Linked DNA regions of Homo sapiens: region 1 is linked to region 2. The links are chromatin contacts, found by Hi-C or POLR2A ChIA-PET in ENCODE. All regions are on one chromosome and are shown on one strand. The core of a region is the stretch at or near the end of the contact, and the rest is flanking DNA. Distances in the headings are between cores, read along the strand shown. Region 1 has its middle 13 kb from the start of LINC01447. Region 2 overlaps TNS3 (tensin 3).

The links. Hi-C counts contacts between places; a loop is a spot of excess contacts on that map. ChIA-PET counts read pairs that join two places held with the same protein, here RNA polymerase II (POLR2A). Pooled maps may share reads with other maps.
Region 1: a loop to region 2 is called in a map of esophagus muscularis mucosa, with 1.8 times the contacts of the local background. The contact joins two enhancer-like sites. A Hi-C loop is called at or near these places in 1 of 168 maps with a recorded cell type or tissue (esophagus muscularis mucosa) and 1 of 50 pooled maps. POLR2A ChIA-PET finds 5 or more read pairs at or near these places in 4 of 52 experiments (AG04450, BJ, OCI-LY7 and 1 more).

The regions. Positions count from the first base shown.
Region 1 is chr7:47,633,557-47,637,143 of GRCh38, reverse strand. No RefSeq gene overlaps it. Among named protein-coding and RNA genes, the nearest start is that of LINC01447, 13 kb to the right of the region's middle. RefSeq lists an enhancer at 1,758-2,469. Within about 2 kb of position 1,688, at least 15 of the 41 ENCODE cell types and tissues checked have a DNase peak (open chromatin) inside an H3K27ac peak, as active enhancers do.
Region 2 is chr7:47,518,988-47,522,452 of GRCh38, reverse strand. The region is part of intron 2 of TNS3 (tensin 3); the gene reads left to right. Among named protein-coding and RNA genes, the nearest start is that of SNORD151, 56 kb to the right of the region's middle. RefSeq lists enhancers at 596-1,101, 1,102-1,608, 1,879-2,590, 2,591-3,302. Within about 2 kb of position 1,937, at least 13 of the 41 ENCODE cell types and tissues checked have a DNase peak (open chromatin) inside an H3K27ac peak, as active enhancers do.

The DNA of each region.
Region 1 (3,587 bases), core at 439-2,938, 110 kb before region 2:
GGGGGTGGTGTTGTGGCCCATGGGGAGCAGGCGCGGCCCAGGGAGGCTGGGAGGCCACCACCCACAGCACTCGTAACCATAGACATTTAAATGGCATCTCCATCTCTAAACTTGGCTCCTTCTATTTTTGAAACTTTCGAACATAAAAGAGTTCATTTTTAAACAGGCTCTTCTGAGTCGGCTGAGCCTGCCCAGGCCCCAAATCCTGCACAAATGCAGCCAGCGCCTGGAGGCAGTCAGACAGTCGCAGAGTGTCTCATTTTGCTGTAAGTGACAGCCATAGCTAATGCCAGGGCGGGAAGGAAGACGCCTTCCATACCACTGGGCTGCCAGGACCTGGAAAATGTTTCTGCTTGACATCGCCATGAAAAAATAAAGCAAACGTCCTGCCCTAGAAAGAATCAGGCAGGGATGGGAGCAGAGGGCTGCTCTTTAGCCTCAAAATTATCTGGCGTTGTTTTTCTTGGATGACTGACTTTGTTAAAAGCCCCATTTCCCTTCAGATGCAGCCCGAGGATGACAGTCAAGGGTGACTCCAGCCAACAAACTCACGGGCTCCCTGTCTGTCCCCAGCCCGGGAGCCAAGACACAGAAAAGCGTTCCTGCCTTAGAGCCAAGCACCTGGCCTGGAGGTGTTTGTAAGGGGATCCCCTCCCCCGACCCCCCAGCAATGGGGAAAGTCCCCGAGACCTTGACCACTCTGCGCAGTTAATCCAGAGGCTTCCAGGACGGGGCACTGGCTGACTTCACTTTCACCTGTGGGTGCTGGACCCAGTGCACCCCCAGAGGCCAGGCAGCTTTCACTTTGGGGAATGTGGACTCTGTGGGTCCAGAAGGGCCTGTGTGGAAAAAGAAGCCAACAGTCCCTGGTTTTGTGTAAAGTCTCCTGATGTTTAAAGGCTGGCAACGAACTCAACTGAAAACAAATGCAAAAATACCACAGGCCAAACCACGGGTACAGGCTGGATGCACCCATGGGCCACCCAGTTGCTCTCTGTTTGGCTGTGACCAACTCGGCCCAGGTCCCATTTCTGGCACTCATTCCTGTTTCTTCACTTAAACAAAATGGCATGAATGCTGCCTTCTCAGGGGGCATGCTGTGAGGATGCTGTAACTTTGGAGAGTGTCTGGCCCTTTCTGGGGTGCCCCTGCTTCCTCCCTTCCTCTTTTCCCCTCCGTCTTCCCTTTCCTCCCTTCTCCCCTTCTCCCCTCTTCTCCCTACTCCCTTCTCTCCTTCCCTCACTTCTTCCTCTCCTCCTGTCTCCTTTCTCCCTCCTTCACTCCTCTTCTCCTTTCCTTCCTCCCTCCTCTTCTTTCCTTCTCCCCTCTCTTCTCCCCCATCTCTCCTTTCCCCCCTGCTTCCCTCTCCTCTCTCTCCTGTCTTCCCTCCCTCTTCCCCTCCCTCCTTCCCTGTCCTGGCCCTGAACCTTTCCCTGGGCTCCCACGCTCTGCTCAGTCTCACCTAGGCCCAGCCCATGTCTTCTCAGACAACCCAGCACCACCCCTCGACCACCTTCCACAGAGGGGGCTGCCCTTTTCAGCTCCCTTGCCAAGGGGCCGCCAGCATTTCCAGGTCAGCTCACGAATGGCAGTGTTCTCCAGCTCTTCTGTGTCAAAAACAAACACCCTCCTCCCAGCGCTGCTCCTGGCCGGCTGCCCCGCCCTCTGCCAGGCGTTTCTCAGAGGACAAGACCTAATGAGCTGGCTGCTGCCAGCCTGGTCCTCACAGTTCATCAGTAGGATTCCAGACAGGCATCAGGCTCAGGGACAGCGCAGAGACAGCTGCCTTCTCCTCTTTCCCGGAGGCACCTGAGACCTGAGCGCACCGAGGGGGCCGGTGCATGGGCTGCTCCCAGTGAGCGTGAAGTTCACGCCCAGAAGTACACCCGCCACCAGCTGCAGCAGCACAGGTTCGTCCAGCGCACCACGAGAGGCTGGGGCTCTCTGGGAGTGGAGGAGCAGGTGGGGATGAGCCTGGACTTGCACGCAGAGCTCTGGGCTCCATTAAGCCCCCGCCCCGTCCTAGCTGTGTCGTCTGGGCACGCCAGTTCTCCCTGAGCTGCTCTCCTCCTGGCAGAAGGGGGGTCATAACAGCACCAACATGCGGGATTGCGGTGAGGTCTAAACAGTCAGGCACAGGAAGCTGCACAGAGAAGATGCATGGGCAACAGCGCCCATGGAGAATCCATGCAGCCCCCTAAGAGGGGCAGAGAGCCTCCAAGCAAAAGTCATTCTATCTCAACACTCACTCCCCTGAAGACTATTCGTTCTTGGGAAATAGGATACCCAATATTGAATGTTTGTGGTCCCCTCGTAACTCACATGCTGAAGCCCTAATCCTGAATGAGATGGTGTCTGGAGATGGAGCCTTTGGGGGTGATTGGGGTTAGATGAGGTCAAGAGGGTGGGACTACCCACCACAGGATTACAAGGAGAAAAAGAGGAAAGGGATCTCCCCGCCCTCTCTCTTTCTCCCCCTCTCCCAACCAGGGCAGAAGAAGAAAAGCCATGTGAGGACACAGTAAGAAGGCGGACGTCTGTAGGCCAGGAAGAGAGTCCTCACCAGGACCCAACCATGCTGGCACCCTGGTCCTGGACTTCTGGCCTCCAGAACTGTGAGAAATAAATTTCAGTTGTTGAAGCCATCTGTGGTATTTTGTTATGGCAGCTGGAGCAGACTCAGACAATCTTTAAATACACATACTTTCAGCAGTAGCTGGCATGTCTGACCTGGCAAGATGAACTGATTGCACACTTAGGTAAACTGACTACTCATCCCAGCAAAGCCCCTAACCCTGTAACCACCCACTGAACTGACCAGACTGGTGGCTTAGCCCAGCCTTGGACAGGCAGAACTTCAGCCTTGGACACAGTCCCTGTCATCCTAAAGGAGCCTCCTTAAGGAGCACTTGTAGGACCAGAGAGAGTCAGAGTTAATAGCAATGATAGTAACTTCAATACTTTATGTGGAGCAGCTGTGTACAATGAGCTAGGGCTGGGACCAAGCATTTTATATTCATCATCTTGTTTAATCTGTGTTGTTACCTTGTGAAGAAGGTAGGATTATCTCGATTTCACAGAAGAGGAAACTAGAGATGAGATTCCCTGTCCAAGTTTACACTGCAAGTACCAGATGGACCAAGCTTCCAACCCTCCTCTCTCTGACTTTAAACCTTATGCATTCCATTAAAATTAAAGGAAAAAGAGTCATTGATCAAGGTCTTTTTCTTTCTTGAGATTTATTTGGGGTTGGGGGTGGTGTTGCTTTTTTTAAAAAAGAAGAGGCAAACATGTCTGTTAAAAACAAGCAGACAGGCCGGGTGTGTTGGCTCAAGCCTGTAATCCCAGCCCTTTGGGAGGCCAAGGCGGGTGGATCACTTGAGGTCAGGAGTTCGAGACCAGCTTGGCCAACATGGTGAAACCCTGTCTCTACTGAAAATACAAAATTAGCTGGGCATGGTGGTGCACATTTGTAATCCCAGCTACTTGGGAGGCTGAGGCAGGAAAATCACTTGAATCTGGGAGGTGGAGGTTGCAGTGAGCCAAGATAGTGCCACTGCACTCCAGCCTGGGTGACAAAGTGAGAC
Region 2 (3,465 bases), core at 688-3,187:
GTGTAGGCTGAGGCGGCTGAGATAAGCCCCCATCATCAGAGCAGGAGTACTGGGGGGTCGGAAGTTACGTGGAGGCTGTGAGGCTGGCCTGGGGGTGTGGGTGGGATGGACTACCAGTGCAGAGGCTTGCGGCTCAGAGGTGGGCAGATCTGAAATGCCTTAGGGAGACACACCAGGGAATGTCACCCGTCGAGAGCCCTAGGCCTGCAAAGGCTGCTGATGCACAGAGGCTTTAGTTTTCTAACTTAATGCAAGCAACAAATCTATGATCCTGCTTGCCTGTGAGAAGGCGGGGGATATGGTGTCCCCACTTTTGGGGGGCGGGCATCCCATCCCTGCTGATACCTGGGACCCAGATCCACTGAATGGGAGAGCCCCTGGCCAGGCTTTGGCCCCCAGCCCTGCCTGCTGCTCCACCCTTGCTGGCCTTCTTCCTGGAGGCTGGGCCCCGGTCTCCATCGCCGTGCAGACCTCCCATTCCTCCTTCCTAACCCAGCTTCCCTGGGTCTGGCCCTTTGTCTGCCCAGGCTGGGATGCCCTTGAGATCCAGTCTCCTGTTTGCCTCTCCGCTCCTCTCCTGTTTGTACTCAGAGAACGGCTCTGGGAAACTGTAAACCATCCAGCGGGAAGAACCTGTGCCTGCATCCTCATGGTGGCCCTTTGAGGCTGTGCCTGCCTTATTTGGTCTCTCCTGACTCCCCCAGGTGCTTTGAGAGGCCGGCTGCACAGGGCTCATTTTTGACCTCTTGCTGGACTGTGCTGCTCTGCCTGCTGACCCTCATCCTTTAGGTTTCAGCTCAAGCACCAGGTCCTCAGGAAGGTGCCTCCCTGCCCTGCCGCTGTGTCCCCTAGCATCTGCCCTTTTCCCTCCAGAACTATCCATGGCCAGTGACTAGCCAGCCATCCGGATGTTCACTGGGGCAGTGATTCTCTGCCCTCAGCTGGAGCCCAGGAGGCATGAGGGGCTGGCTCTGTGTTGTTCACCAGATGCCTGTGCACAGGGCAGACACCTCCGTCCCAAAGTGGAGTGCTGTCTTGTCTTGCAGGGTGAACCCTCACCAGCACACTTTTACTGAGCAGGTGCGGCAGCTGGTGCATTGCGATGCCCACGGTGACCAAGGCTTCGAAGGGCTCGGAGTCTAGTGGGCTGGAGTAGTGAGCAGGAACAGGATCCCGTGTGAGGAGTGCTTTATCAGAGGTATTTGCAGCCTCCTTGGGAGCACAGAGGAGGGACAGGCAATTCTGGGAGGTGGGTGGGGCAGGGAGTGTGGGCATTGTCAGGACGATGGAGGAACTGCTGTGTTCTGATCATTTGTTTATGAATCTATCTGCTCCCCTGGGCCGACTGCCCCTACTATGATGCGATGCACTGCTGTTTCTTGGGTATCCTGAGTCTCAGCAAAGGGCCTAGAGCCCAGTAGGTGCACAGGGAATGTAAGTTGCATGACAATCCAGATGAATTTGTGCAGATAAACACCTGGCTCATTGATCCGCTCTTCTCTGGCAAATCCATGTGAAATGGCTCCAGATGTTATTTCCAAAGTTCTTTCCAGAACAATTGGAGGTGGTGAGTCCCCCAACCCTGAGGGCAAGCCCAGCCCCACCCTGGGGTTGACTTCTACCGGGGAACTGAGCTCAGCCCTCCCATCAGACTTGCCCCATCCAGAGAGGTGGCAACACGACAGAATCTCCCAGAAGCTCCCAAAGGGGAAGGAGGCACCCAGGCCAAATTTCATCTGAATAATTTCTGGTCGGTGGTGGTTATCCGATGGGAAGCAGCACTTCCCTGCCTCTAAATTCTGCTCCTCTGTTGCAATACAAAGCCTTTCTCAGCCGCCTCCACACGGACTTTACTCGTGGATTTTGTCTGAAATCCTTCCTGTTTTCTAACTCTGTGGCTGGGAAGAAGGCCTGGACCCCTCCCAGATGTTTCTCAACGGTCTGGGTTGTCAGGATTTGAGGTTTCTGCATGCCAGGGACGTCTGGGTTGTGTTAGTTGATTGTGCTGGTGGATTTTGATTTTTAAAACTCACTGAGTAGTGTAGCCAAGCTCATAAATCCAAGTATTTGTTTTGCAGTAACTGTGATCTGGAATTTTATGTTAAGTTGTGGGGTTGTTTTCTGTTGGTTTATTCAGATGGATGTAATGCTACTCTCTGGGTGTTCAAGGTCTGCCTAGGTGTGGCAGGGGGGCAAGGCCAAGTGGCAACTTCTGATTCCACATCCTCGAAGCCAGGGAAGAGGCAGTGCTGTGCTTCACGGAGCCCACGTGGGTATCAGCAACCCTGGGACACTGGCAGGCCTGAAGTGTTAAGAAATGTGAGGAGCGGCCGGGCATGGTGGCTGAAGCCTGTAATCCCAGCACTTTGGGAGGCTGAGGCAGGCGGATCACGAGGTCAGGAGATCGAGACCATCCTGGATAACATGGTGAAACCCCGTCTCTACTAAAAAAAACACAAAAAATTAGCAGGTGTGGTGGCGGGCGCCTGTAGTCCCAGCTACTCGGGAGACTGAGGCAGGAGAATGACATGAACCCGGGAGGCGGAGCTTGCAGTGAGCCGAGATTGTGCCACTGCACTCCAGCCTGGGCAACAGAGCGAGACTCCGTCTCAAAAAAAAAAAAAAAAAAAAAAAAAGAAATGTGAGGAGCTCTGTTCCAGAGGATGGAGTCGAAGCCTGGCCTCTGCATGACTCAGCCAGACGGCCCCTAACCTAGGGTGAGCATGGACAGGCAGGATCCCCTATCACCCTCGCCCCTCCAGCCAGCTCACTGTGGCTAGCATGGGTCTAGGAGGTGCCTACTGTGTTAGGTGCTGGCCACCCACACACAGGTGGACATCTGCCACCGGGCTGCTGGGCTAGTGAGGGACAAAGAAGTCCTGGACAGTCACACCCATGTGTGTGGGGGACTGGGGTTCTTGGGAGGGTGCTCCTGGTTTACATGGTGATGAGTGGCCCCACCGCTGGGGTCTGCTCACACACTGAGTGAGGTGGGGGACTTGTTTCCTTCCAAATGTGTATTTGAAGGAGACAATTACTAAGAGGGTTTCCTGAGTTAGACTTAAGATGTTTTTGAGGGATTGGTACCATCTTCTTTCTTTCCTTTCATTCTGCAATATTGTATAATATGATCCCTTTGAATATCTGATGGAGATGCAGAGACATTCTCCTTTGCACCCGTGCCTTGTGTTGGGGGGGGATATCTTAAATGGGGGGCAGGTTAACAACAAGGTAAAGAGACAACAAGGTTCGTCCTATACATAGATTATGTAAGTAATGTTAGGGATGGGAGCTGGCGCCCTGAGACGAAGCAGCAGGCGGGGCCTCAGTGGGTCTCACTGACTCTGGGCTTGATTCTCTGGACTGTGAAGTGGGCAGTGAGGCCTGGCTGGCCCTACTCACAGGCTGTTTGGAGGAACATGTGAGTCAAGGGACGTAAAAGGACTCTGTCAGCTCTTGAGTGCT